Regions from separate parts of the Mus musculus genome. Here all the other regions are linked to region 1. A link is a loop called in an ENCODE intact Hi-C map of the cell type or tissue named here. Cell type or tissue: heart. All regions are shown on one strand. Region 1 has its middle 13 kb from the start of Gm34414. Region 2 holds the start of Copg1 (coatomer protein complex, subunit gamma 1). Region 3 holds the start of Rab43 (RAB43, member RAS oncogene family). Region 4 overlaps Rab7 (RAB7, member RAS oncogene family). Region 5 holds the start of Isy1 (ISY1 splicing factor homolog). Region 6 overlaps Isy1 (ISY1 splicing factor homolog).

Region 1 (5,000 bases):
GAGAGCATACCAGGCCTGAGGCATGGTAAGTGTGTAGGTAGACATCTCTGTGTAGTCAGCAAACGACTAAAGCTTCAAAGCAGGTGAAATTAAACTACAGTATTTGCACATTTATATTTCCATATTGGCCCAATAAATAATACCAGACAAAGAATGTAAAAAGTCGTGCGGGCATGGTGGCGCACACCTTTAATCCCAGCACTTGGGAGGCAGAGGCAGGCGGATTTCTGAGTTCGAGGCCAGCCTGGTCTACAGAGTGAGTTCCAAGACAGCCAGGGTTACACAGAGAAACCCTGTCTCGAAAAACAAACAAAAAATGAATGTAAAAAGTCTAAAACACAAAATCAACAATAACACCACCAAATAGCGTTACCTGTATAAGCAAGCTGCTACAGATGAACTTCACATTCAGGAAAGTTAAAACCAGTATTTTCTATTTTTCCGCATGCAAAACAAAGCTTGCAATTCATACCAAACATCTTAGAAAAGGAGATAGAAGAATTTATTACTAATCTTTTTCACATGTAATATGTTAATATATTGGCTTAAACCCACTGCATCCTTTCGTTTATAGTACCCCTATATAAACTAATTTTATCAGCCGAAGTTCTACTAAGTATTTTAAAATTCTTTTTCAATGTGAAAATCTAGGATTTCTCTGAGAATCGTGTATACAGTATATTCTGATCAAGCTTTTCTCCTCCCTCAAGTCAAGATCCTTCCTACCCATCCAACTCCACAGCCTTTCTTTCTCTTTAAAAAAAAAATCAAGAATTATACACATACAAACCCCACAAAAATTGAAACCAAAACGTGCTAGAAAAAAAAAAAACAACAACAACAAAGTGCCCAAATGAAGCAATCGGACACAAAAAGTCTGCAAGAAGTTAGTTGAGTTTGTTCTGTTCTGGCCATCTACTGCTGTGCATGGGGCCTCCCCTGAAGTGTGATTAATATCCCATGAGATTCCACTGGGGAAAATCAGGAGTTGGTTGAAGATAGCTTCTTGCTTGGGGTAGGACTCTGTGTCCACTTCCCCCTCAGTGCTGGGACCCCATCTGGAAACTTCTGTCTTCTTAATAAAGGCCTCGTAATTATTTGATTGAAGAGTTCTTGAGAAGTGAAGTCCTAAGTTCTATCCTAACATCAAGAGGGGGGGGGGAACCACTTTTTAACCTATCTACTCTTCCTCCAGAAGGAAATACCTAACTCCTTCGTCGAAGGTGAGCGAGGCTGTCAAGTATGAGCCACACCTGGCAAGCAGAGTGTGGCAGGAGTTGGCGGTGGGAACACAGACTCAGCCACAGGGCTTGCTGGTCCTTGCTCTCCTGGACCATGTGTGCTAAGCACACCCAGTCAGCCCTGTCCAGACAGCCTTGAGTCATCCAGCCATCAGCTCAGGAGTGCATCTCTGAAGTGATGCCACCAGCCCCAGTTAAAACTTCCAGGGACCATTAGTAGCTCACGGGCAATTCCCCTAGGCTCTTCCCAGGGTCACCAGCCACCACCAGGTGCTTCATTCAGGTGTGGGCTGCATATAAAAGGACTGCCCGCCACTCCAGCTTGCTCTCTCTGCTCCCACATATTCCCGCCAGTCTTTCCTGTTTCTTGTCCTCCTCTGTGTCCCCTCCTCTTCTCTGCCCTCATGGCTCTGCTCCTGTCTGCCTGCCCATCTACTTTGTCTATTCATCTGCTTCTACCCCTTCTTCAGACCCTCACTCCCCTCCCTTTACCTAAATAAACCCCCTTATACCAGATCTGTTGCATGGCATAATTCCTCAGGGAGGCACTTGGGCATGGGCCCGTCAGGTACTCCCTCCCCGCCGCATTATATCTCATAACAGTGACAACTGCAGCCCTTCTGAGATCCTGCCTGCAATGTCTAGAACTTTCTCCAGCAAAGACGAGCGTTTCTGACCTACAAAAACCACCAATAAAAACAAATGAATGTTTTGGAGAAGCCGCTGTGTTTGCAGGGTGGTGTATTACGCTGCATGAGTAAATAACAAACACGTTCCCATGGTAAACCCATGCTTCGTTAACATACACGGTGGGGTAGGAGGCCTGGCCAGTGATCCCTAAACAAGTTAAAAGCAGGAAGCCAGCTGAAGGGCACTCATAAGCAAAAAGGTATTGGGAGAAGAGCGTTCCTGCTCAGGCCTGATGCTTCCAGTCCACATCAGATACAATACACCCAGGCCAGAGGCTGAGCTGAGATAAGGCTCAGATGCAGGGGTCAGGCAGCAGCAAGGCTGGAAGATAATAGACAAGGGAGGCCTGTGAGCTCTGAAGCTCCAGAGGCCCACCCCATGCATACCCAGTGCTCTGCCACTTAGAAAACATAACTCAAAGATGATGATGATAATAATAATAATAATACCCAGAGCTTGAAAAGCCAGTGTAGGGGCCCTTGGATAGAAGGGTGAGAGTGATGTATTGGATACTGAATTGAGGAACAGGGCAGGGAAAGCGGTGATTCCACAGCAGGTCAGGGAAACACACAACAGTGTGAGAACAGACGTCCTGTTTGCCCATTCTGACTCTTTCTAGAAGTGCTTCTCTGCAATTTTGGAATTGTACTAAGTGTTTGTAACTTGTTAAAAATGTTTTCTGGGAAATTCTAACCAATGTCCTTCTTTCACCTTCTGGCAAAAATATTCCATTGACCTTAAATTGCTTTTCTCTCCTGACACTCAACTAAGAGGAAGTAATTCTACATTGTCGCCACTAGGTGGAGAACTCACTCACTGGATGAAAGTACAGAGAGCAAGGTGACCAGCTCTCCCAGCCTGAAGTAGGAGTTCAAGTTCAACCCAAGAGGGCCTTAGGACAGTCCCTTAGAGTCTGCTCTATTTTTAAACTTATACATGTATACATTTGTAAATTTATATATTTTACTATTTTTGTTTTTTTGGAGGTGTGTCTTAATCAGGGTTTTACTGCTGTGAATAGACACCATGACCAAGGCAACTCCTTTAAGGACATTTAATTGGGCTGGCTTACAGGTTCAGAGGTTCAGTCCATTATCAAGGCAGGAACATGGCAGTATCCAGGCAGGCATGGTGCAGGAGATGAGAGTTCTACATCTTCATCTGAAGGCTGCTAGCATAATACTGACTTCCAGGCAGCGAAGAGCCCATATCCACAGTGACAGACACACATACTCCAACAAGGCCACACCTACTCCAACAAAGCCACACCTCCAAATAGTGCCATTTCCTGGGCCAAGCATATACAAACCATCACAAGGTGGGTCTTGCTATGTAATTCAGAGGGTCTTCAATTCCCAACCCTCCTGTCTCAACTTCCTGAGTTCTGTGATTATAGATATGCCTAGTTTTCTCTGAACTGAACACATTCCCTCGGAGACCGAGGCTTGTGAGACTCAGGAGGTGCGCAAACATCACATCCCTGAGAAAGCAGAGAAGTGAAAGGTTCGTTTGGAGATTGGGTCTCCCAGTGCTGGTCAGGCTGAGATCACCCACCTCCAACTCACAGAGATCTGCCTGGCTCTGCCTCCCAAATGCTGAGATCACCCACCCCAGCTTGCTTGCTTGCTTTTCTTTTTTTTTTCTTTTTTTTTTTTTTTTTTTTTTTTTTTTTTTTTTTGTTAGTAGAAATATTTTATTGGTGAGACCCCACCATCTGCACAAAGTGGTCCTGGAATCAAGCTCCTTCCTCCTTGGCAATGCGATCTTTCTTGAGTGGTCCCATAAATGCTTTCTTCTCCTCCATGGTCTGGAAGCAACCATGGCCAAATTTGGAGGTGGTGTCAATGAACTTCAGGTCAATCTTCTCCAGGGCCCGACGTTTGGTCTGAACAAGCAAGGACTTACGCAGAGTAAGTACTCGCTTCTTGGTCCCCACCACACAGCCTTTGAGCATGATGAAGTCATTGGTCACCTCACCATAATGGACAAAGCTACCCAGTGGGTTGATGCTCTTGTCAGACAAGTCATAGTCAGTAGATGCATTGTTCTTGATCAGTTTGCCATCCTTGATGAGGTAGCCTTGACCAATCTTGTAAATCTTCTTGTTAATCTCTGTTCGGTGATGGTAGCCTTTCTGCCCAGTTCGAGCCACAGAAAAGGCGACACGGGCAGGGTGCCAGGCTCCAATACAGGCAACTTTGCGCAAACCTCGATGGGTCTTTCGGGGCAGTTTCTTTGTATGCCAACGACTGGTTACCCCTTTGTACCCTTTGCCTTTTGTCACGCCAATGACATCAATCATCTCATCCTGCCCAAACACCTGGTTCACAGGAACCTGCTGCTCCAGCCTCTCTCGGGCCCAGTCGAGCTTCTCAGCCACAGTGCCTCCATTCACCTGGATCTCCATCAAGTGTGCCTTCTTCTGGCGTAGAGGAAGCAGATGCATCTGAGTGTGGGCAATGATGCGGATGACCTGGCAGTACTTCTTCATGCTGTTGAAGTCCTTCTCCAGCTGCTTCTTGCCTGTGTCATCCTGCCATTTCTTACAGTACTTGGTGAAAGCCTTCTTCTTAGACTTGTGCCAGTTCTTATAGAAGCGCCTTTTACACTCATCGTTGATGTGCTCAGCAAATACAGTCTTGAAGGTCCGGAGGCCTCGTGGGGTCTCAACATATCCCACAATGCCCACAACCACCATTGGGGGAGTTTCCACAATGGTCACAGCCTCCACGACTTCTTTCTTGTTCACCTTAGATCCTGGCCTGTCAACTTCCCGGACGATGTGGGTCATGCCAGCCTTGTAACCCAGAAAGGCTGTGAGGTGAACGGGCTTGGAAGCGTCATCCTTAGGGAAGCTCTTCACTTTCCCACGATGCCTGCTGCTGCGCTTGCGAGGCAGGAAGCCCAAGGACCCATGCCTGGGAGCTGAGAATTTCCTGTGAGACATCTCGCCGCCACACACCACAGATAGAGCGCTTGCTTTTCTTATAAAGGTAACTTTATTTTATTTTATTAACATATATAAGAAATAAATGTAATAAACCAAATACATGAACAAAAAATACAAGA
Region 2 (5,000 bases), 120 kb after region 1:
GGCTCACAACCATCTGTAATGGGATCCGGTGCCCTCTTCTGGTGTGTCTCAAGAGAGCAAAAGTGTACTCACATACATTAAAAAATAAAATAAATCTTTGAAAAAATTAGTATTATGGCCTACTTAGCCACAAAAGATGTTAAAAAAAAAACTAATCAAAATGGATGAAAGTACTAGATATAAGAATCAAAAGTCTGACTCTCTGAAGAGAACAGAGATGAAAATGATCTTGGCTTAAGCAATGATTCTTCAAGATGACACCAAATGCTCTCAAGGAAAGAAGACAGATAGTCTTCTATTTCCTTCCTTAAAACTTCTTTTTTGAGCTGTAGACATGGCTCAGCAGTTAAGAGTACCGGCTGCTCTTCCAGGGGTTCTGAGTTCAATTCCCAGTAACCACATGATGGCTCACAACCATCTGGGATCTGATGCCCTCTTCTGGTGTGTCTGAAGAGAGCAACAATATACTCATATATAATAAACAAACAAACAAATAAATAAATCTTAAAAAATTTCTTTATCAAGAGTAAACTTTATTAGAACTTTTGTTTTTGTTTGAGACAGGGTTTCTCTGTGTAGCCCTGGTTGATCTAGAACTCACTGTGTAGACCAGGCTGGCCTTGAACTCACAGAGATCTGCCTGCCTCTGCCTTCCAAGTGCTGGAATTAAAGGCATCTACCACCATGCTCGGCTTTAAGTAGTGATTTTTTAAAAGCAGAGTTCCCATCAAATTAACACTCACTTCAGGGCAAAAATACATTTTAAAAACCTAAAACCCTGACTAATGCACCAAATGGCTGTTTTTATAAGAATGGAATCAGCAGCCAACTCTCTGGTTTCATCTGTATAGTCTATAATATTAAGTAATACGAGCCAGGAAGTGGTGGCGCACACCTTTAGTCCCAGCACTTGGGAGGCAGAGGCAGAGGCAGAGGCAGAGGCAGAGGCAGAGGCAGAGGCAGAGGCAGAGGCAGAGGCAGAGGCAGAGGCAGAGGCAGAGGCAGAGGCAGAGGCAGAGGCAGAGGCAGAGGCAGAGGCAGAGGCAGAGGCAGAGGCAGGTGGATTTCTGAGTTTGAGGTCTACAGAGTGAGTTCTAGGATAGCCAGGGCTACACAGAGAAACCCTGTCTTGGAAAAAAGAGAAAAAAGTACTATGAAGCATTGCTAGGTGGTACAGCCATGCTCACTGGCTACCTCACACAGTTCCAGCAAAGCCGAGCGAGCCAACTGCTGCAATCGATGCTCTTCTAACTCTAACTTTTGGTTTTGTTCCCTGCATGTTGCATTCTTGGGGACTGTATGTGTTATGATTCAGTTTATGTCTTTTCCTGGGGAAAATTATGAATTATGTCTGAGTCTTTAAGAAAAATCCTAAAATTAACTTTATTTGGAAGTCTTCCTTATGCCCTGGAGATCATTAACCACAGATAAGCACATAGCTCCATGAGGCCATTACTCCAGGAATCGGCTTGGGGTATCGGCCCCTGAGCAAACTCACGAAGGATAACTGATGGAGGGCAAACAGACAATTGATGAACTCTGTCCAAAATAGATTACAGATTCAATGTCTCTTTTTTATTATAGGCTTAAAGCTCTCTGAAAATGGAGTTTAAAGACAGGGAGTCATACAGGGCATACCCCTGGAGGAATAAACTCAGTAAACAATTTATATTGACTAAAATAAACATTTTCTACTATGTTTATCATGTTTAATCATGTTTTACATGATAAAACATATAATGAAGTTAGATAGTCATCTTTGCAGCTCATAAAAAGACCAATTCAGATATTTCCTGTTTGTCTGGAGTGCTTTAAAACTGCAAACACTGCCAGCCTACAAGCAGCCTGCCACATAGTAAGTGTGTTTGTTTTGGAGGAGACAGTCTTTAGATTCTTTAAATTGGTGTTATAGGGCAGATAATAAGAATAAAATCTGTTGTTTATATTTTCTATTTGTAACTGAGCTTTTAACCCTGGTTATGTAATGATAAGTCAGACATATTTTGTACTACTGGATAATCATTAGCTTGTCTTTGTTCTGTGAAACTTGTGTAAATAAAGACGCTCTTGGTTGCTAGTCAGTCAGAGCAACAGAAATGGCCTGATCTCTAATAAGTAAGTCAGAGTTACAGAAATGGCCTGATTGCTATCAAGTCAGAGCTGCTAAATTCCCCTAACTATCTGGCTTGGCTTGCCTCACCCTCTCCCCTTGCCTAATACTCATCTTCTCTGTGGGCCAATTTGTCAGCAACAATATTTGAATTCCTTGTCAAACCACAAGTTTTATAGTATTTGGTAGAAAAGACTCATTTAATAATTTTCACAACTGAACCTGGCCCTCAGACTTGGCAGCAAGCACCTTAACTTAGCGGCTGAGCCATCTCATTGGCTCTATTTTTTGAGGTGGAAGTCATGTAGGTCTGGTGCAGGGGGATGGCCTTGAACTTCTCATCCTCCTTTCTCTGCCTCATGAGTGTTGAAATTACTCGCTATGTCCAGTTATATCTCAATGTTAAAGCACAAATGTACATAACTCTATTCATTGCCTTACAAAGCTAGACTCGGATGGAATCGGTTCCTTGGCTAGCAACAGATGCCCTTTTCCCTCTCACCACCATCTCTGTCATGGTGACTCCTCTGGCCTCAATCCTTGGGGCCAGTGAACTTGTTTGAGAGCAGCTTCCCAATAAATTTGCCCTTAAAATATTCTAACCTGACTTGAATTGGCTCATTTTACCGGTGGCGGAAAAATAACCTATTAGTGAGACTTACTTCCGGAAAATGACAATAAAGAGTAGCAGGGAACATGTATGGGGTCAGCGTGCTGCATGCAACCCTCCCATCAGAATGCCCTTTAAATTCAGCCAGGGGTAACTGCAAACACAGCAGCCACAGGACCACAAGGGGGCGCAGAAGCGGAGCACCCGCAACCGCAGGTCTAGGCTCCGCCTCCAGTGTCTAGCCACGCCCACTTTCCTGGGTCTCACCCCTCCCCTTCCGCCCTCTTCCACCTAGGTTTTGGCAATCTCCGGACAGGCAATGAAAAAGGTGGGCGCAGTTGTGCGCAGGCGCAGACAACAGAGTGCGCAGGCGCAGTCCATAGTGCAGTGCTCAGGGCGACGTGGCGGGCGGGAGTACGGAAGCCGCAGGGAGAAGCTGTTCTCACCGCTACTCTGAGCATCTTCCTGCTGCGTGGAGCTACCGCTGACACCATGTTGAAGAAATTCGACAAGAAGGACGAGGAGTCTGGTGAGGGCCCCTTGAAAGACCTGGGGAGGTCAGATCCTCGTAGGGGTTCATGGGACCTTCCTTGGCTTCCTTCTTCCGGGCCTCTGTCAGAGCCAGATCCGAGGCCCAAGAGGGGCAGGGGCTTGTGCGCAGGTCCATCTATATCTGTTCTCGGAGGAAACGTGCTGTTTGCCCTCTCCAGCTCTGGCCAGGATTTCTGCGTGACCTTGTGCGGGTAACACTCCTCTCTGGGCCTCAGTTTCCCCATCTTGTCAGAGGAGGTTCCCAGGCTGGATGTTACCTTGCATTTCACCCGACCTCTTGGTATTTGCTGCGATAATTCTTTGCCTATCTGGGTGTAACCAGTCCTACAGTTAATAACCCTGACCGTTTCATTCATTCAATAAACTACAATTACTGAACATCAGGCACCTCACTGATCATAATATTACAGTAGCTAAAGCAAGTTCGATACTAGATGCCTGCAATAGGAATGTTAGGATGGAGAGCCCAGACAGTAACCAGATAATCGCATGCATAATTTTTTAATGTAATATCTGCTGTCAGGGAAACTCAGTCACAGGTTAGTTAGTGTTGGTTGTCTCCGACACATAGATTCATTTAAGTTCTGGTTGCATAGATCAGTGCCAATTATTGAACCCTAAAATGCTCAGAAAGAATGCTTAGGTGACTGTGAGAGAGCCTTGACGGCCTCTGGTAGATGATAGAGACTTCCTTCTCTCTTCCTCGTGTTTGGCAGGTTTAGGGTCACAGTTCGGGGCTGTAACTCAGTTGATAGAGTGCTTGCTTAGCTTGGGTGAAGCCCTGTGTATGATCCACAGTACCATGTAAACCAGGAGGCCGAGGCGGGAAGATCAGATGCACAAGAGCCGACCTCTGCTACATTTTGAGTTAAAGGCTAGCATGCGATACATGAGAGTCTGTGTCAGCACAGGAAAAAGGAGAAAAGCAGTTCATTCAAGATCACAACCGTAATCAGTCTTCTCTGTGCACTGCAGGTGGAGGCTCCAACCCCCTCCAGCACCTGGAGAAGAGTGCCGTACTCCAAGAGGCAAGTGCCACCATGCCTGTGTCTGGTCAGGAATACCTGCCAGCCCTGCTGTCAGATACTAACATACATGGAGTGCTGGTTTATAAAGCCTGGGTCCAGGAAGATGGGACTTTATTCATTGTATTTGCTAGTGTGGCTAGTATTAGGGCAGCCCAAGGGAAGACTTCTGGTATGGTTAGTAGATAAATTAAGAAAAATAAACTCTTGGGAGCTGGACAGATGGCTCAGCGGTTAAGAGCACTGGCTGCTTATTCTTCCAGAGGTCCTGAGTTCAATTCCCAGCAACCACATGGTGGCTCACAACCATCTGTAATAGGATCTGATGTCCTCTTCTGGTGTGTCTAAGACAGCGACAGTGTACTCGTATACTTAAATAAAATCTTAAATAAATAAATAAACTCTTCCCACTTGAGAATACATTTATGTGGACTGAGTTAATACGTACCCTATGGTTCTCTAGGCCCTTCATGAACTGAGGGGCAGCTGTGGTAGAAAAGTGTACTAGGCTAGAGGTAATGGTTGCTTCTTCACAGGCTCGGGTCTTTAACGAAACTCCCATCAATCCCCGGAAATGTGCTCACATCCTCACCAAGATCCTTTATCTCATAAACCAGGTAACAAGATGAACTTGGCAGGGAATACAGGGGAGGTTGTGTAAATGGAGATGTACCCTTACGCTTTTGACAGCTCTGTGATTGGA
Region 3 (5,000 bases), 48 kb after region 1:
AGATGCAAAGGCCATCCAATCCTGGACTATTTAAAGAAGGGAGCTATACAGGTTAGAAAATAGGGCTGAGGAGGTATACAGGCCCATCTCTTCAAGTAGAATATAGCACAGTAGTTGTAATGGGAAGTAACTATAGAAAAAAAGAACTTGACTAAATTTGTTATTCTCAGCTTTCCACTATAGCAGAACTCTCTATACAAACAAGTAAGATTGAAACACAGAAGTGAGTAAGATAGTTTTTCCCTGACAACTGAAACCCAGAAGTACATAAGATAGTTCTGCTCTTGACAACTGGAACACAGAACCGAGTAATTATGATGGTTTTGCTCTGACCGATGGGGAAGCAGAGCCTCTACCTTCTTTGCCTTCCCAACTCCTGGGAACTTCCAACCTCAGCAGAGCTAGAACAGCAGCTGGCCTGTCTTTAAGGTTCCTCAGACCCTTCCAAAGCCCAGATCAGGTGGGAGACAGGGTTCCTTGTGGAGCTTATGCAAAGAGCCCGAAGTTCAACCCTCAACACCACAAAAAGAATAATTACCAGTAACAATGGCCTCCAGCCTGTAGAACACACCATTAAACAGCTGACTCACAACCGCTTATAGAAAGGACAAGCAACAGAGCTTTGAGGTATCACCACACAGATGCAGCTCTGCTGCTCCCAGGCCCTCGAGGCTGCCTCCTGGGAGGAAAAGCTGCAGTGACCATCAGGAAGGGAACTAACTAGCTGCACCATAGTGTATTGCATAACCTAAGCTCAAGTGCACAGTCCATCCAGGGCTGCACTAGGTGACAGGTTATCTTCACAGGTAAACAGGAATACTGCCCCGTCCCTGGCCAGTCAGCACAGGGATCCAGCACAGGGATGCTGGGCACAGGCCAACAGCTTTTCAAAGGGGACTCATCGTCTTTATGTTTCTGTTTTCATACTGCGCTTTGAATGCTGACTACTGGCATTATCGGAAGGCACCAACTTGACCACAGACATACTCCACCCATGGCAGCCCTTCCCTGGCCACCTGCTCCAAAGGAATGGTCCAGAACAGCTAAACCTGCCTGCCTGCTCTTGGCCCTTTTCCACCTCAAGGAAACCAAAATACACTGAAACCCAAAAGACACCCAAAAGACCGTTTAAAACGTTGCAAGCAAATCTCTAGAGGCACAGTGGTCATAAAAACAATGATTGTTGACTTGCTTTTTTTTTTTTTTTCTACACTATGGGACAGGAGAGAGGCAACACCCAGAAATTATCCCAACTTTATAGAAACAAAGAACAAAGTATTCCAGCCAAGGGCAACAGAGAACAGGCCTACAGCCACCCAAATGAGCAGCGAGCCACACCAGCAACAGGGTCAAAAGACTCCCATCCTCGGGCTTCACGTCTGAAAACACAAGACTGCCCCCACCCAGTTCTCTTTAAAGCTGTCTTGAAGATCCTTGTGAACCAGAAACCGTGAAAAACGGCAAAGGATTTCTGCAGGGTGGAAATCAGGAAAGTTACTAAGAGCCTCTGTGCACAAGAACAGCGCTGTGTCCTGTCCAGGATGCTACCTTTTTTTTTTTTTTAGGGAGGACAGACACCTAGGTTAAGAAACTTGATTTCATTCATCACAAATATTATTTATCAAATCATTGCCAGGACATTGTGACAACCACATCCTGCTGTTTCTGCTGGGGTCATTGCCAAAGTTTGCTTCTCTCCCCCACCTTCCGGTATCTGTGATGAAGTTTTCGGTTTCTATCAACCCTTAGTCGGGGAGGCCCCCCACCCCCACCCCAACTCCGCGCTGGCCCTGGTGGAGTGGAGTTCCACCACCGGGTCCATAAAAGAGACCGCGGGGAGGCGTGGCCAGGGAGGAAATTCTGACAAAAACTTTTGGACCTCCGGTCCTAGCAGCCACTACTTCCTGGTCCCTCCCGGTCACGGGGATGTCGTTATTTGGCTGAGTGCTCCCCAGAGGGCCGCGCAGGGAAGGGTCTGTCCCGGCATGCGTGGCGCTCACGGAACGGCCCGCAGGTTGCCTTCCACCGCAAGTTGTTTCGAAGGAGTCCCCAGGCTGAGAGACGGGGGGGCGGGAGTGGGGTGCAGGCTTCCTCCTCCACGCTCTGGCCGCCCACTGTCACCACTCCCAGAGCCCAAGGTGGTGCTTTCGGACCTGAACCCAGCACGGACATCAAGGCCCAAGCCCGTTCTGAAAGAAGGGGAAGCCGAAGGACTGGCCGCGAACCGCCCGCCGGGAGCAAAGCAGCGGGCCGCGCCGCCTCCCACCTTGACCCGCTTGCCCTGGATCTCCAGCGTCTTCATGGTGAAGTCGACACCGATGGTGCTGCCCTGACGCGCCGAGAAGGCGCCGGTCTTGAAGCGCTGCACCACGCACGTCTTGCCCACGCTCGCGTCGCCCACTAACACCAGCTTGAACAGGAAATCGTAGTGTTCGTCCTGATCTCCCGGGCCAGGGCCCGCCATGGCTCCGCGGGAGTCCTGGGACGCAAGGGCCCGGCTTGGGCTAAGGACAGCCGCGGGCCGAGGTCCGTGTGCCCTAGCCGGCCCGCCGCCGGGCTACGTGGAGCGGCGGCGGCACCTGAACGAGCTGCACGGCGGACCGATCGACCGTCCCGCTCCGCCCCGCCCCGCTCCGCTCCGGAGCCCCGAGGACTCGGCTCCGCCCGGGAGCGCACCGCCCGGCCCTCCGCAGCTCTCTGCCAGCCGTCGGTGCCGTGCCGGCCCACGGCTACCTCAGGCCCGCTCGTGCGCCGCCTTCAGGGCGGGGCGAGCCTCCCTGATCCCCAGCACCGCCCATCTCCCGCCACTCCGCCTCTGGGTCCCGCCCCCAGGACCGCCCAGTCTCCCCCTCCCATAACCAACACCTCCTAGCCTGTCAGTACAGTCCCGACCCCCCAGCACTCCCTCTAAGCTTCTCACCTCCCCGATCCTTCTCCGAGCACCGCCCGCACCCCACCACGGCCAAAGCCTCCGACCCTTCTCTCAACACCACCCCAATCCCGCCCTCAGCACCGTTCTTTCTCACTTCTCAGCACTTCACTAACCCGGACTTAAGCCCGGTGCGGATTCGCTGTCAACAACGCCTTGATCCTCTATTTGGTCCTGACCCCGCCCTTAACATCTCTTACCCCGCCCTAATCCTCCGGAGCCTCTTGGCTTGGACCTCGCCTTAGGCACTGCATCCAAGACGGAAATCCACCCGCACCTTTTCGTAGCCCTGGAGCTAACTCCTCCCTAACGCCTCTCAACTCAGCTCTCCGCGCCTCTTCAACTCCGCTTCGGTCCGCTGCGCCCCCATAGCAGGCTTTGGCCCCTATTAGGTCAACAACTCGTTATAATCGCCAGTTCATCATTCCCTAACCTCATGCCCTTCTCAGCCGGGCCCCACGTCCACCCCTCACTGACATGCCTCCGTCCCTCGCCTGGCCTGCACCCAGTGGGGAACAGGCAAGAGTCGTTTCGGGGCAGGGGACAGCTATGGCTGACAATGAAGGGCTGATGAGGCAGAACACAACTCAATGTTCCCTCTTCGGAGAATGGAAAGTTCTGGTGACACACAGTAAAGGCAGCTTCCCTTAGGTGAAAAAGGAAGACAGAGGAAATGAAAATCCTTGAGGGCAGAATGGCCTAGAGTTCCATTTGGAAGAATTGATAGAGCAGACAGGAGTCCAGTCAAACCTGGGGTGGCTGGGAACAGGAGTCCTGGTCCCAGCCAAACACCTCCTGCACAAGGGAAACCTGTGAGTCAGCCAGCTCAGAAGTTTGGCCTGAGAAACCTGAAGTCACAGAAATGGGACCCAGATGTCTGTAAACAGTTTGAACTAGATCAAATAGGCCCCATCCCTAAAAATGAGAGAAAGCTGAGAATACTCTAGCTTCTTTGGACAGCCCCCTTAGGCCCTGCATGGCTATTTGATTCGATAGTTTTTTAATAATGGCTGTTGCAAGCCAAACATTGTTCTAGGGCCTTGAGATCCATCCATGAACGAAAGGCAAAATCCAAGACAAAATCCAAAACTTCCCCAGTAAGGAAGGGAAGAGGAAACTTAAGGAAAGCAGAGAAAGCAAGCCCCCAGGCACCATCTCCACAGGCCCTGTGAGCAGCCTCACTGGCCAAGTAGATGAAAGGCAAAGGCTGAACCTTGGAGAAAACAGAAGAGTTTGTTCTGAAACAGTTGGAACTCCATGGCTGTGAGAAATGCCCAGCAGTTGCAGCCAGGACCCCCTAAAGTGCTGTGCAAAGGAATTCCAAGAGCCATGCTTTGCACACTCATGGTAGTGGAGAACTGCAGCCTCAAGAAACTGCCTCCATCCCAAGACGTGCACTGAACCATAGTGGTTTCCTTCCTGAAGTTGGCTGTGGGGTGGGAAATACCCCTCAGACAGGCCTAGCTCACACCAAGGGAAAGGGGAGTGCAAAGGCTGAGAGACTCGGGAAAGCAGAAGGGTAGTTAGTCATGGCTCGCTGGCCTCTGCTCTGCCCTGGGCTGGAATTGGTGCAGGAAAGAAGGTATTTTGGTCTAGATGTGGGTTCTGTCAGCAAAAGCCAATCCACCACTAAGACATTTTAAAAATTAGACTGTGTAACCAGGTGTAGTAGTGTGAACCTGTAATCCCAGCAATTGGGACACTGAGGCAGGAGGGTTGCCTTGAGTTCAAGGACAGCTTGGTCTATACAGTAGCAGGCTGGTCAGGGATGTACAGAAGACATTGTCTCAGAAAACGAAAAACATTGTACCCATGGTGAGGGCTGCATAACTCAGCAAATGTACTAAAGCCATTAAAATGAGAGCTGAGGAGATGGCTCAGCAGATAAAATGCTCACTGTGAAGGTGTAAGAGCCCAAGTTCAGAGTTCCAGCAGTTGTACTATGTCAGGTACTGAGGTGCACGCCTATAACCATAGGCAGAGCAGACACAGATGGATCCTGGAGGCACACTGGCCAGCCAACCTAGCCAAAACGGCAAGCTCCAAGCTCAAATGAGACCTTATCTTTAAA
Region 4 (5,000 bases), 230 kb after region 1:
ATATGTCCAATGGAAAAATCTCGGCAAGGAACTCAAAGGTGGCTGTGACCCACCCAGTACTCTGAGGGTCCCTTCTGATCTAGGGGACCCACTGACTACAACTCCCATGGTGAGACCCCATCTCCCACCTCCATCAGAAGGGAGAGTAGAGGCTCTGAGGGTGTGTGTGCTGACCTTTCCTGCAGGAAGGAGATTGCTCCCTTGAAAATCCGTCATTCCTAAAAGACTGCGAACTGCACCTCAAGAAACCCAGCAAGGAACAGATAGTCTTCCCAAGGAAGAAGGTGTGAAGAGGGTAGATTCCCCACTAGGAATCTGTGAATCTGCCAGATAGAGCTGCCTTCCGTCAGTCCTGGCTCTTGGGCACTTCAGCTGGGCTGTGAGTAATAGCTAAGTGGACAACCTGGGGGAAGTCTGGTTGTGGCTTCCTGTGCCAAGTCTGCAGGCAAAAGTTGGAGTTGTCTTCTTTTGACCTGAGAAAGGGATGCCAACATTGCTCTGAGTTCAAGGTAGGCTGTCTGGAATTGAGAAGCTGCTGGGTGAACTAGGATGGAAAGCATTGTCTCCAAGGAGGGACTCATCACGGCTGATGCCAACGATGTCTGCCATCTTGGCCTTCCTTGTAGCTCTCAAGAGGTATGAATGTTCCTGTGTGAACGCTGACACAGGGGCTGTGGTGGCAGGAACAGGGTTAGCCGTAGCTAGACTGTGTGTGCATGAAGTGTCCTCTCCACACACATTCCTTCCTCTAATCCAGGCCTCCCCCACGTCGGGGGTGCGCATCTGTTGGCCTTGCAGCAGACACCATGTTGGCTGTGAGGCCCTGTGGGGGAAGGCTTGCCTAAACACACATGAGGCCTGGTTCCTATCCTCAGCACTTGCAATAAATAGTCGGTGGGGAAAAGAGAAAGGAGCCTTCAACGCACATGGTTTTCCAGGTGCCAATAACAGCTAGTGGCAAAAGGGGATCGGCTTGCTGGGGTTTACTTCGGAGTTGTTCTTGAATGTTAGGTCTCATAAGAAGGAATTCATTAAGGCCACAGAGCATTTAAAAGGACATATGCGGCAAATATTCTGGAAGCTAGAGAAGGTAGCCATGCCCATGTTTTTATTTTTTTATTTTTATTTTTTAATTTTTTTTATTTTTTAAATTTTTTCATAGTCTTTATTCTTACAAACCCTTGTGTCGAGGGCTGACTTTCTTTTTTTTTTTTTTTTTTTAAAGATTTATTTATTTATTATGTGTAAGTACACTATAGCTGTCTTCAGACACTCCAGAAGAGGGTGTCAGATTTCGTTATGGATGGTTGTGAACCACCATGTGGTTGCTGGGATTTGAACTCAGGACCTTCAGAAGAGCAGTCAGTGCTCTTAACCGCTGAGCCATCTCACCAGCCCCGAGGGCTGACTTTCAATAGATCACAGCGAGGGAGCGGCTCTGCTACGTACGAAACCCTGACCCAGAAGCAGGTCGTCTACGAATGGTTTAGTGCCAGATTCCACACGAACGTGCGTTCATGCCCATGTTTTAAGAATGTTCTGCAGAGGGAGACAGGATTTGGAGGACATTCCAGTGTATCTTTTGTCCTTTAGATGGGTAATCAGCAAAGGCTCTCCCAGATTCTCCTTACCACCTGACATCTCTTGGTCCCTAAGAAGGGGACACTGGTTAACAAACCGCACAGCTGTGCGCAGGCTTTATGGCTTGAGAGGTCAGACTGGCTTCTTACTGGAAGAAGCGTAAGAGGCGAATTCCTATGTTCCCTAAGTATGTCAAAAATTTTTCCCAGCTGGGAGTGGTGGCGCATGCCTTTAATCCCAACACTTGGGAGGCAGAGGCAGGCAGATCAGGAGTTCAAGGCCAGCCTGGTCTACAGAGTGAGTTCCAGGACAGCCAGGTTCTACTCAGGTTTGGGGGGAGGGGGTGTATATGTCTGCAAGTGACTGCATTGGTAGATGTTTGGGTCCAGAACAAGCAGATCAATACTGGCTCTTGGGCGCCCCCTAGTGTATCAATAGGTAATGAGCTGGCGCCTATCCACCACCTCTCTCTGCATTAGGTTCTTTAGCCAGCTGTGGCTGTGAGGTCATGTGAGGCTGGAGCAGAGCACCCATCACATAGGCAAATGGGGCTTCTGGTTCTGGTTTTTCCAGAGCTTGTGTGGTCTATTAAAGGAGAACAATGGGACATAATAGGGTCTGAGCCATGGGTAAGATATAGACCTCACTAGCTGCTCTCTGCTGACAGATTGGGAAAGAGAGGCTGCCAATCTGACCCAGAGCAATCTATTCCAAGAAAGGTTAAGATCAGCTGTGCCTCAAACACCGGGCAGAATTAGATCTTCAGGAACTCAACTGTCTCCTTTTCCTTTTGTCAGGAGGCATGGCCCCAGGATCCCCTGGTATGTTTTCCTTGCAGAAACCCAGACCCACTTACATCCACAGAGCATCCACAGCAGTCTCAAGACATCACAGGGTATTACAGACTTTTAGTCACCTAGGCCTAGCCAAAGTATAGTCTAGACATTGGTAGAGACAGATACCATGTCAGTTTGAACCTTCGTGACCATGGATGAACTGGAGTTTAGAAACTTCCCAATGCACGACTCAGTAGGTACGATTCATCTGGGCAAAATGAGGGGGCCAGGTACTTAGGGTGCAGCCAGAACTCAGTGAGTTTCCTGCTCATTGCAATCTGCCAGTTCAGTCTTAGAGAAAAATGCTTTTTGTGTGTACATTAAGTTGTCATGGGCTGCTTGAGCACAATGAGCTGGCTCTGGAGAGGGCCTTCCTACTTCACACCCAACCATATTTTGTCTCAAAATGTCTTCAACAGCCCAAATCAATCTGGCTTGTGATAGGGAGAAAGGAAAACAGCAAAATAACCAGAGTAAAGGCCACGGTTTTGTTTCCAGTGGCTAAGAAAAAGATCCACACTAGGGTAGGTAGTCTAGGGATCACCCCCTTGCCTCTGAGCACCAAGAGTCCCATGAACATACAGAATGTCCCCACATAGCTTGATCTTTGAGAGAAAAAGACAGACAGCAGCTGTTCTTTGTTCTTGTTAAATTTTATTGGCATCACGTTCGTCTCTTTACAGAAGAACTCAGCCTACACCCTAGAATGTAGACCTCTGAAGGGGAAGTGCTCCAGGAAGCAAGCCATGATGCAGGGCAGGACCTCGGGAAGGGACAGAACTGCCAGGGCTCAACCCAAGAGACGGTGGGTTAGTGCTGGGCCACACTTGGGTGGGTGGGAAAGGAGGAGGGTCTGCTAACCTACAGGTACCACAACCCTGAAAGGAGCGCCTTCTAGAACAAAGGTAGAGTCACTGGGACAGGTCTGGTGGGTTCTCCTTTCCTCTTTGAGTAGGATAGTGACAAAAGGGCATCATAAAGTGTTGAATATAAGGAAAAAAAACAGAAAGGGAGAAAATGAGAATTTTAATTCTTGAAGTAACAGCAATTTATCCATTGTATACACTACTATATTAAGCAAATCAACCTTTTGGAAAATTTAGACACAGAAGGGAACTGTCTAGTTCAGTTTTCCCTTCAGAGAGATGAAAAGCTTTTTGGCTCTTAAGTCTGTGATAAAAGGCGTACATAATTCTTGTGTCTACTGTACAGAATACTGCCGCTAGCTGGACTTCCAAACTTGAGTCTCTAACACTCTGTAATCCAGACAGGGTTCAACCCTCCACCTTGCACGCCTGCGTTAGAGGACTTAAACACACAATCCAGGAATTCCTTACACTAATTTATACATTTTAATTGGTTGCATATATTAACATGTACTATAAGATTCTTTTCTAAGAAGCATTACATAATAAATGGATACTGTAAAAAGATCTGATTAGTTAAAAGTAACAAGCATTAACAGATACATACAAAACAGCCTGCTCAGAACGGAGCCTGGGCACCAGCCTTCCCACAGGACCTTCAAGGAGGGAGGGGTAAAAGACCACAAGACCGTTAAAAAAAAAATCAGATAATTAGACACAGATGAACTGTGAACAGTTCTCTCACTCTCCAGTGGACAAAAAGAGTAAGCTTTCCATGCCCACTGCACCCCAGAGCACCCAGGGTCTCTGCCATATGCCTGCCATACACAGGGCCCACGAGGCGGGCAGCTGCCCCAGGAGCCCTGACAGGCACAGGCTGGAGTTTGCTTGCTGTGTGTGTGTTGTGTGTATGTGTTTTTGTGTGCACGAGTGTGTTTTGTGTATGTGTGTGTGTTGGGTAACTGTTCGGTGGAGTTTCTTTTGGCAGCTGGATGTGAGAGCTCACGTTCTGGTCTGTTTGGAGGAGGAGGGACGCATATTGAAGGCCTACGTGTGTGTTCTTGGTCTGTGAAGGACTCTGTGCTCACTGCCCCTTCAACAACTGCAGCTTTCTGCGGAGGCCTTGGCCCGGTCATTCTTGTCCAGTTTGATGGGTTCAGGGAATTCATTGTACAGTTCCACTTCTGTTTCCTGGATAGGAGAGAGAGAGGGAGGGAGGTTGATGACTGGAGTCACAGGGACAGATCCTGACTGTGTACCCATATGAAAGGGTGGCAGAATTTGTGAGGAGTGTCAGCAGCAGCCACAGCCAGAAGTGTGCCAACTCAAGTTCTGACCACTGCGGACCACACACAGCTAAGGTTCTGGATTTCTGTCATTCTGTCATAGGGTTCACGTCACTGCCAGTTCTTAACTGTCGGCTAGGGCTCTGCTCAAGGCTCCATGGTCTCGGGATGCTCGCCTTGCTCCCACTCAATCTTCTGGGCTGCTGGCCGGGAGCTGGTTCTTCCCAGCCTTTGTTTCCACATAGCAGCTGAAGGGGCAGAGCTACCGTGATGCCGTCACCCCCACGTTGCATGGACTTGAGTCACTGGGGTCTTCGCCTGAGGAGTGACTGAGTGCCTACACACCAAGCGCTAGGGCCCAACCACAGCACTGTACCCAAGAAGGGGAAAAAGGTTCCTAACAGTGTTATTTTCATTTTATTCACACTAGC
Region 5 (5,000 bases), 75 kb after region 1:
ACTCATGATGGTATTTGTGAATGGATCTAGCTAATACTGCTGATCTGTGTAAACTAAAATGCTGATATCCTGACAATGAAAATTAGATTTGCTCCAAAGAACTATTTCTCAACAGGTACACATCCTCCTCTGCTCTGTTAATCTTTCCTTTCCACTGCCTCTGATGGATGATGGACTAGAAGGGACATTAAAACATTTAAGAACCCTCATTAAAAATAGGTTGTAAAAAATCTAAACCTACCATTGGTTGGTTTCTGGCTTTTTGAGACAGCATATTCTGTGTAGCCCTGGCTGTCCTGAGACTTGCTCTGTAGACTAGACTGTCTTTGAAGTTAAAGATTGGCCACCTCTGGCTCCCGATCTTTGGGATTAAAGGCATGTGCCGCTGCCATCACCAGGCTGGTTTTTATTTTTTAAAATCATACACATGTGCAGAATGTACTGTGATCATATCTATTAACCTCTCTGACCCCTCTCTCACTCCTGATACGATAACGTATGCACCACCATACACCACTCTAACCAGAAAACAGCCTAGTTGTCTGTCTGCTGCCAGTGGCTATCAGAGGAGAGCATCAAGACTGGCTTTTGCAAAGTGATGTTCATTTAAGTGCTGCCGCAGCAGTGTTAAGTCAATGGTCCCTAAATGTTACACAGGATCAGGAAGAGAACAGTTTTTTTCAGTTGGATTGTGAACTACACAGAAAGCGCACCTGCTGAATTTGGAACTAGAGATTTTGCTCCTAGCTCTTCCTCTCACCATCACTGAGACGTGGTCTCACCAAAATCTAAGTTTCCCTTCACAGCACATATTGTAGCTTTTATCTTGCAACGTTATGATGACTTACTCAGATAAACGCATGAAGTCAAGCAGAAACAGACACACAGTCTAGAGAGTCAGCAAGATGAGTTTAATTTAACTTGCCCTTCAGATTGCCCCTTCCAATCAACTCTGAAAGGAACCTGGCCAGTGGAAGGTGGATATATGAACATGACATCAATACAGGACACACCCTCCTTCAGAAGTAGCTGTTCAAGACCACTGTTTCCTCTCCTTTTTAGGTTTCTGTTCTCAACAGTCTGTAGTGTCCAAAACATCCTCTGTAAGCATTCCATGGCTTCCTTAAATGTTTATGCATCTGTTTTATTTAACAGGAGTATGTATCTGTTTGCCCCTATGTATGTGTAAATACCACCCCGCCCAAAGTGTATTAATGTTTTTTTTCTACTTAGTATTATAAAGCACAGACTGACAAGAAGGCCTATATATTTGAATGTGTCCATATTTTGCACGTGGTTATGCATATACTTACACCTGATCCTTAAACATAATTTGGTATATGCATATAGATAAATATCTACCAAAATGGGCTGGTTTTGTAGATAAGACTATACAGATTTCAAAGACATCAATAAATCTCAGAAGTATGAAAGCCACTCCGTATACTTTTAAGGGGATTTTTACCTTTAATTTTTTAATATTTTTTGTATGTGTATGAGTGCTTTGCATGTATGCATGTAAGTGCACCACATGAGTGTCTAGTGTCACTTAACAAGTGGGTGTTGGATCCCCTAAAACTAGAGTTTTGGATGATTGTAAGCAACCATGTGGGTGCTGGGAACCAAAGTGAAGTGGTTTTTGATCACTGGGCCATCTCTCGAGGTCCACGGACACTTTACTTTGAAATTACTACAGTAACTGCGCCTCTTTGAACCAACACTGTGTCTGATCTCATACTTCCATATTAAACGCTTCTTGAGTGAATGAAACCGAGAATCACAACCTCTCAACAGATCAGCCCATCCTATTCATTCACTCACGGTTATGTCACACACGTCTAGAGAATGTCAGATTCTGTCCTCGGTTTCAGGCAAGCAAAGGCGTGGAGACCCTGCCCTTTAAAAGGTCCTATCCGTGGAACCTGAGAACGCCCGGGCCGTTCAGTCTCTACGCATAATGTGCTTCACCCAGACTGAACCACCAAGACGCAATACAGCTCCCAAACTCAGTTTTCTTGCCATTTCTTACAGCTACGCCAGGTGGGAAAAGAATCCCGGCATAGGCCAGGGAGCCCGAGGCCGCACACTGGCCCAGACCTCGGGTCCCCCGTGAGCCCCATCCCTTCCCCAACGCACTCACCATGGTGCCGGCGAGGGCGCCCTGGCGCCGCTCTGCAACGCAACGTGCTCAGGCGCCCGGAACAAGGCAGGCAGACGCGGGAACGGAAAACAGCGGACAGTCTGGTCTTTTTGTCGGAAGACTAAATGGAAAGGACCGGAAATTAAGGACCGGAAGCGAGGGAGGGAGGACGAGGGAGGGGAGAGAATTGCAGTGGAGCTTCGGTAGGCGGCTTCCCGCCGACGCGTGTCCAGTGCGTCATCCCGCGCCTAAGTCAGCAAGACTACGCTTGCGCGGCAGGAATGTGTGCGTCATTTGTCGTTTGGTTTCGTTCTGCTGGTAACTGCGGTCAAAGATTCGCCTGCCTCTGCCCTTCCTGAGTCTTCTATGACAGCAGATGACCTTTTTGAAAATGACTGCACCTCTCTGAATGCACTGAGTGTTCATAGCCCCTAGGGACCCTGCGTGGAGTTCTGTCACCTGCCTGGACCCGCCAGGCGCAGGCACTGGGGCAAACCATAGCCATTGGGGCGAACCTGTCTTCCTGGGAGGCTTCTTCACCGCTGCCTGCCATTTACCTGGAGCTGAACAGTGACTGAGACTATGATCGTCCTCCTTTTAAGAAACGTGTATAATTATCATTATTCTTTATTAAAGGTGGCTGTTTCCATGAAACTGACAGATGTGATCGTGAAAGAAACATTTAAGCCAAGGAATCAGCTCTCTCTCCACACATTCCCAGAAGGCAGAGACCACATCTTTTAAAATACAGAGATGCGGTGGTGGCGAACGCCTTTAATCCTAGCACTCAGGAGGCAGTGGCAGGCGGATTTCTGAGTTCGAGGCCAGCCTGGTCTACAAAGTGAGTTCCAGGACAGCCAGGGCTACACAGAGAAACCCTGTCTCGAAAAAACAAATTAATTAATTAATTAAAATAAAATACAGAGATAAGGCCAGGCTTGTTGGCTAATGCCTTCAATCCCAGCATTTTGATGGCAAAAGAGGCCAGTTTCTGTGAACTGGTGGACACCCTGGTCTTCATAGAGAGGAAATCCAGGCGAGCCGGGGGTGCATAGTGAGAACTTGCCTCAAAAACTAAAGAAAAAGGCAGCTTGGATCCCAAGACTCAGAAGGCAGGCATATCTTTGAAGTTTGAAGCTAGTCTACAAAGTTAAGTTCCAGGATAGCCACACGAAACGACTCGAAAAACAAAAACGTAATGAGAAGAAAATGAAATACGGAGTAAGGTCCAGAGAAGAAAAAGCTACCTGGAGCAAGTGGGAAGTTAGAGACTACGTGAGTCACTTAGCAGAGATGGATTCTGGAAATGGTGGTGGGCTCTCCCACTGAGTCAACACTAAGGAGAGTACCCTGTCATAGTCCATGCAAGAATGTTACCACCGTGCATATAAGACCAAATTAGAGTCCCTTATTAGTTGGCAACTAGTGGGCAGGCTCTTGTCCCAAAGCACACTGCATCAAAGCTCAGGTATACGGCATTTATTGAGCTAAAAACCAGTGACATTTGCAGTCAGATGTAGGTGACAGGAACCAGAATATTTGTTTTGGTATGCATTTGGCAGACGTTTTTGGCTGTACATCTCAGCCATGGTCAGCTCACTATATCGGCTTTCCAAGATCTCAGCAGAGGCGTGAACTAGTAGTTCAGGATCAAACAGGTTCTGACAGATACTTTAGAACATATATGTAAGTGGGCAGCCGGTCACCCAACTAGATTCTGTGTCCCCCACTTCTTCCAAATAGGTTGTGGGGATGTAACCAAATGATTGTCGGTGGTGCTTTGGGTCAGGAGCCCCAAGAATTTTTGCCTTAACTCTTAATTTCTGCATTGCTAAAGCACTGATATTTCACATTCAGAGATTTGTGGAGTTCTGACCTTTTCTGGCTGGGGGGAGGGGGAGCCAATGGAAATGAAGTCAGAGATGAGCATTCCTCTACTTCCCATGAAATGAAAGAACACTAGGTTAAATGCCTAGCACATTAAAAACAAACCCCAGCCCTCTCCATTTCCCACCCCCTTCCTTATTCTGAGAGATGACCCTAATCAGGAACCACCAGCTTAGGCTGAGAACTGGCAGTATCATGAGCAGTCGAGAGCCCACTGCCAGGCCCAGGCCAATTCTCTCTAAATTTAAGGAGAGGAATTTTTGAATTTGAATGGTTTTGGCCATTGTCTTAAAATATTTTATTCCAAACAATGGTCATTCTTCACATTAAGACATGGGGGGGGTGTCACTAGGTTGTTCTGCTGGCCTGTGTAGCTCAGGTTAGCCTCAAGCTAAAGACATGTGTCTTGATACCCGACTTCTAAGACTTATTTTCATCCAGGATCTCAAGTAGCCCAGGCTGGCTTGGAACTTGCCTTGTAGCTGAAAATGGTGCCTTAAACTCTGATCTTCCTGATTGCCGGGTGTTGGCATTACAGGTGTGCAGCCACACCTTGGATAAAAACCCACAAAGCTTTTAGGTTTTGGGTTTTTTTTTTTTTTTTAAGGTCTTGTTATCCATCTTAGGCTGATGTGGAACTCTATGTTAATACTGTTTCAACCTCCCAATGTTGCAACTACAGGTGTATTCCACTACACCCAGCTCACAGTTCAAATGAGGGGAGTGTTTACTAGCAAGTCTGATGACCTTAGTTTGATGTTGGAATTTACACGTAAGAGAAACGCCTCCTACAAACTGTTCTCTGACCTCCACATTCACACCCATATGCACAGAATTTTTAAAAAAGTAAAACATTTAAGAATCCTCAATGAGACAACACGATCTATTTGTCAATTCAATCACTTCATTAGAAAAGCCTTGTTTTGTCATCTATGCCAGGATAGAAAAATGTAGTAGACTGAGTTGGTTGAAA
Region 6 (5,000 bases), 62 kb after region 1:
ATTAAATTATCAACTTTATGAATTACAGAAATAAGCAGGTAATGATAGCAAACATCCCTGATTCCAGGACAAGGGAGGCCAGCCTGGGCTACCATACAAACTCCAGGCTGGCTCGGGCTGCACAGTAAGACCCTGTCTCAAAACAAAACAGGAAGAATGGCTCAAAACAAAACAGGAGATGGCTCAGCAGCAAAAAGTGTTTGCTATGCAAACCCGATGACTCAACTTCAACTCCTAAAACCGTGTAAAGGAGCCAGATGCAGTAGGCAGCACATATCTGTGAATCCAGACTCCTGTGTCAAGACGGGAAACAGAAACAGGAGAATTGCTAGGAAACTGGAGGGCGGGCCAGCCTAAAGTACACAGCATAGAGGTTTAAACAAGAGAGCCTCTGCCTCAAATACAGCAGGAGAGAGCCAACTCCCAAGTGCTGTCCCCTACATGCACATGGGAGCACACATGTGCCTGCAGTTACATACAGACACATAAACATCATTTTTTGAAATCACAAAAATCTTCTAATTATAAGAATTATAGAAACAAAGGCTGGCCCACCAACAGAACACGGCTTGAAAAATGGCTAATCCATACAATGACCCTTCCCGCTTTCCTTCTGGTGCTGAGGCCCTAGCCCAGGGCCTCCCTGCACAGGCTCAGCAGGTGCTCCCCATCACTGCCCCTGGGATGCACTTGAACTCCTCACAACCACTGGGGAGGAGCCTTTCCATGCATCAAGGGGTGTCACAACAGTATGGGACAGCCATGTTTTGGCAGACCTCCAGTCACTGCCCACATCTGATAATGGCAACTTTATCTGCCACTTTAGGTCATGTCCTGTGAAGGGGTGCTCATCACACTGGCCAGAGCAAAAGCACTGCCATCCTCCTGACCGTAAGGAATAGGTTTAAAATGCACTCATGTGAAATAGAAGAAGAAACACTTTCAGTCAACTGGGATTGATTAATACTTTACCTAATGTGGAACAACTAAGCCTACAAGGAAGGGGCCTACAAGGGAGCCTGAAGATAACAATGGGTCCCAGTCACCTCTACAGAGTCCAGCAGTGGGGCAGCAAGGGGACCCAAACCTCTCCTTAACTCTACTGAGACGGGTGACTCATGCGCACCACTCTTGAGCCAGGCCTGGTCGCATAGGAGACTGAGGCAGGATATCACTCAGACCTTTGAGCTCACGAGTTTAAGACATGCCTGGGGTAAAACGGAAAGGCTCTGTGTCGTCAACAACAACAAAGCCTACCACTGAAGGAAAAACCCAGCTAAGGGCTGAGGATGGAAGTCGGTGGCAGAGTGCTTGTCTAGCAAGTGCAAGCTCATGGACTCAAATCTTAACAAGGCAGAAAACTTTGTATAAAATTCAACGATGAGATGGCTCAGTGGGTAATGGTACTCAGCAGAGGTCTGATGACACACTAATAATGTCAATTACAATTAAAAAAATGAACGATAGATGAAAACAAAACAAAAAACAAGAACAAGAACAACAATCACAAAAATGAGACACGATGATACAGGTCTGTAATCCTAGAACTATGAAGGCTGAGACAGAAGTTAGTTGGCAAGTCTTAGGCCAGCGTGAACAATGGTTTTTTTGTTTTTTGTTTTTTGTTTTTTAACAAAAAGGATAGATGTCTATATTCCTAACAGGTGGATATAAGAAGATGAGGCATTCAAAGCCTGGGGGTACATGAGACCATGCTACAAAAATATAGAATAAACTTAGGAATACAAATTTTAAACTATTTTTTAAAATCTGGGAGCAATAATTCCTACCAGATAGCATACAGCATACTTCTCTCACTCAGTAGCAACAATTAAAGGCCAACGCACTCTCAAACACATGAACTACTTACGTTCTTTCTCAAATAGCTCTCTGACACCAGGCAAATCTTTTGCTGCCCCAAAGTACTTGTAACCTCGATTTCCTGGGACTTCTTTACCTTCATGATCCAGCATCTTGGGGCCAACTTTCTTGTTGGGAAAGAAAGAGGAAGAATAGATCTGACACACAAGCCTGCTCTTTTGTTCACAATACAATTTGAGATAATAAGGTCACACATGAAAAACACTCTATATAGAAGAACATTTGTGCACTGTTTTCAAAACCCTTAAAAGTGACCCTAGAGAGATGTGGCTCAGTAGTGTTTGTCTAGCATGCAAGTAGCCCTGGCTCGATTCCCAGCACCACAAAAAAGTAAGCTTAAAAAAATGAAAAATGCTGGCCCGAAATGGTGGCATACACCTTTAATTTCAGCACTGAAGGGCTACGGAAGGAGGCCTGATGACCTGAGTTCAATTCCCCAGGACCCACATGGTAGAATTAAAAAAAAAACTTCTACAAGTTGTCCTCTGACCACTAAATGTGCATTCTTTGTGTACATGCACACATATAAATAAATGAATAAGTAAATAAATATCATTAAGAAAAATTAAAAACCAGGCTAGAGAGATGACTCAATGGTTAAGAGCACTGACTGCTCTTCCACAGGTCCTGAGTTCAATTTCCAGCAACCACATGGTGGCTCACAACCATCAGTAATGAGATCTGATGCCCTCTTCTGGTGTGTCTGAAGACAACTATGGTGTACTGCTATACAAAAAGTAAATAAATATTAAAAAAAAGAAAGAAAGAAAAAAGAGCACTGACTGCTCTTCCAAAAGTCCTGAGTTCAATTCCCAGCAATCACATGGTGGCTTTTTGGCTTACAATCATTTGTAATGGAATCAGATGCCCTCTTCTGGTATGTCTGAAGACAGCTACATAGTACTCATATAAATAAAATAAATAAATCTTTAGGAAGAAAAAGAAAAAAGGAAAAATTAAAAACCAAAAGAAAAAAAAAAATAGGGCTGAGGATGCTAATGCTGTATTGTGCTTCCTTAGACCCGAATATAACTGGGTGTGGGGTGCATGCCTAGAATCTCAGCACTTGAGATCAAGGCTAGGTTAGAGCATATAGTATTAGGCAGGCCTGAGCTACAGAGTGAGACTTGGTCTGAGAGAAAGAAAAAAAAAAAAAAAAAACCACCACCAACAGACAAAATAAAAATATATCAAGGGGCCTTGGGATGCACCTACATCTAACTGACACAAGGCTCTGGGGTCAATCCTCAGTACCACATAAAACCAGGCATGGTGGTATATGCCTGAAACCCTAGCACGAAGGAGGCAGACATGCAAGATTAGCCTTAGCTACTTCAAGGCCAACCTGAACTACATGATACCCTGTCTCAAAAGATAAACAAGCATGGATAATACCTTTTTAGAAGTGTTTAAATAAATGTTCCTACTGTATATTTAAAAAGAAAAAAAGGTAAACAAACAAAAATAATAATAAATATAAAAAATAAGATAGAATGGAAAATGCCAAAGTACATTACAGAGTTTTCCCAGCACACTTGGTGTGCATCACATAGCAGCATAAAGTGTGTGTGCTGGGACTAGGAAATGGTTTAGACTGTAGAAACACATCCTGTTCTTGCAGGGGATCTGCCTTCAATCCCCAACATCCACATCAGGAGGCTCACAGGTATTCTGCTCAAATATAACAACTGCCTGTAACTCCAACTCCTGGGAGATCAGACTCCCCCTCCCACCTCCATTGGCACCAACACTCATGTTTGTGTTCTCGTTCTCTCTCTCTCTCTCTCTCACACACACACACACACACACACACACACACACACACACACATACACACTCACTCACACACACACACAAGGCCAGCCTGGTCTACATAATGAGTTCCAGGAGAGTCAGGAGTCTCTACATAATAGGAAGACCTTGTCTCAAAACAAACAAACAAAGTGTGGGAGCATGTGTCTTACTATAATCATGATACTACAGGAGGGAAGACAGCAGACAGGAATGTCTCTGGGGAGCCAGGCCAAGGCCTGTGCCATGCGGGATTTCAGGATGGTACCACCATCCTTTTCACTGCTTCTCTGCCCTGCCACCCTTGGCCCCTCTGGACAGGATGGACTGAACTTACAGACAATGCACACAGACAATGCTTAGACAAGTCATCAGCTTGTCCCAGGTGCCCCTGGAGCTCTAGCTACTTACTCCATAATCAGGACCGCCCAGCTCCTTGATGCGGACCTCCCAGTGTCCTTTCTCCCTCAGCAGCTTGTTAATTTCGTCATTCAGGTCCCGAATTCGGAATTCCCCTAAGCCAGCTAGAAAACAAAAAATGTTAATATCATTTCTTCAAGATGCCATGCCCAATAATGAATGTCAGTACTTCCAATCATGTACTCAGTGTTACAGCTTTAGAAAGAAAGGCTTCAACCCCAAAGGTACACTGCATAAAACTACTCATTGAAGTTCAGAAGAAAAGGCCTGGTGTGGTGGTGCATGCCTTTAACACCAGCACCCAGGAGGCAGAAGCAGGCAAACCTCAGTGAGTGAGTACTAGCCTAGCCAGGGATACACAGTGAGACTCCATCTCAAAAGTAAATAAATAATAAATTGATTAAGGAAAGTCACTAACACCCAAATAAAGGAAGACCAAGTACTATAAACAAAGATTCCCAATAATGTGGGGTTAAAAGTCTTTTTAAAAACTTCATCCTCAGCCGGGCATGGTGGCGCACGCCTTTAATCCCAGCACTCGGGAGGCAGAGGTAGGTGGGTTTCTGAGTTTGAGGCCAGCCTGGTCTACAAAGTGAGTTCCAGGACAGCCAGGGCTATACAGAGAAACCCTGTCTTGAAAGAAAAAAAAAAAACCTTCATCCTCTGGGCTGGAGAGATGGCTCAGTGGTTAACAGCATTGACTACTCTTCTGAAAGTCCTGAGTTCAATTCTCAGCAGCCACATGGTGGCTCACAACCATCTGTAATGAGATCTGACACCCTCTTCTGGTGTGTCTGAAGACATCTACAGTGTACTTATGTAATAAATAAATCTTTAAAAAAAAAAAACTTCATCCTCACTAAGTGATGGTGACACACACCAGCACTTGGGAGACAGAGGCAGGTGGG

Evidence for each region. A loop is a pair of places that touch in the nucleus more often than their neighbours do. Peaks named below come from ENCODE experiments on the same cell type or tissue, not always from the same donor. Only the 100,000 strongest peaks of a DNase experiment are listed, where the experiment ranks them.
Region 2: a loop joins it to region 1, with 4 times the contacts of the local background. A loop is called at or near these places in 4 of 42 quality-filtered maps.
Region 3: it touches region 1 in a loop (2.7-fold over the local background); 7 of 42 quality-filtered maps call a loop at or near these places.
Region 4: a loop joins it to region 1, with 14 times the contacts of the local background. A loop is called at or near these places in 9 of 42 quality-filtered maps.
Region 5: it touches region 1 in a loop (2.5-fold over the local background); 6 of 42 quality-filtered maps call a loop at or near these places.
Region 6: a loop joins it to region 1, with 4 times the contacts of the local background. A loop is called at or near these places in 9 of 42 quality-filtered maps.

The regions. Positions count from the first base shown.
Region 1 is chr6:87,761,327-87,766,326 of GRCm38, forward strand. It overlaps a transcript of Efcc1 not described here and the pseudogene Gm5879. Among named protein-coding and RNA genes, the nearest start is that of Gm34414, 13 kb to the left of the region's middle. In heart, a CTCF peak has its summit at 2,724 (motif pointing right); no DNase peak of the experiment used is centred here; H3K27ac peaks cover 1,411 bases.
Region 2 is chr6:87,884,824-87,889,823 of GRCm38, forward strand. It overlaps Copg1 (coatomer protein complex, subunit gamma 1), which reads left to right and starts at 3,117. Exons shown (of 24, transcript NM_017477.2): 1 at 3,117-3,249; 2 at 4,248-4,300; 3 at 4,834-4,914. The coding sequence starts at 3,213. In heart, no CTCF peak of the experiment used is centred here; a DNase peak (open chromatin) is centred at 3,018; H3K4me3 peaks cover 1,747 bases; H3K27ac peaks cover 1,359 bases.
Region 3 is chr6:87,809,081-87,814,080 of GRCm38, forward strand. It overlaps Rab43 (RAB43, member RAS oncogene family), which reads right to left and starts at 2,699. Exons shown (of 3, transcript NM_001039394.1): 1 at 2,267-2,699. The coding sequence starts at 2,464. In heart, a CTCF peak has its summit at 2,762; DNase peaks (open chromatin) are centred at 841, 1,391, 1,841 and 2,801; H3K4me3 peaks cover 2,653 bases; H3K27ac peaks cover 1,913 bases.
Region 4 is chr6:87,996,057-88,001,056 of GRCm38, forward strand. Rab7 (RAB7, member RAS oncogene family) reads right to left here. Exons shown (of 6, transcript NM_009005.3): 6 at 3,050-4,474. The coding sequence ends at 4,379. Among named protein-coding and RNA genes, the nearest start is that of Gm34872, 6.5 kb to the right of the region's middle. In heart, a CTCF peak has its summit at 2,010 (motif pointing left); a DNase peak (open chromatin) is centred at 2,005.
Region 5 is chr6:87,836,504-87,841,503 of GRCm38, forward strand. It overlaps Isy1 (ISY1 splicing factor homolog), which reads right to left and starts at 2,256. Exons shown (of 11, transcript NM_133934.4): 1 at 2,141-2,256. The coding sequence starts at 2,143. In heart, a CTCF peak has its summit at 2,350; a DNase peak (open chromatin) is centred at 2,388; H3K4me3 peaks cover 2,272 bases; H3K27ac peaks cover 1,548 bases.
Region 6 is chr6:87,823,501-87,828,500 of GRCm38, forward strand. It overlaps Isy1 (ISY1 splicing factor homolog), which reads right to left. Exons shown (of 11, transcript NM_133934.4): 6 at 4,084-4,196; 7 at 1,871-1,988. Among named protein-coding and RNA genes, the nearest start is that of Isy1, 13 kb to the right of the region's middle. In heart, a CTCF peak has its summit at 2,745 (motif pointing left); no DNase peak of the experiment used is centred here.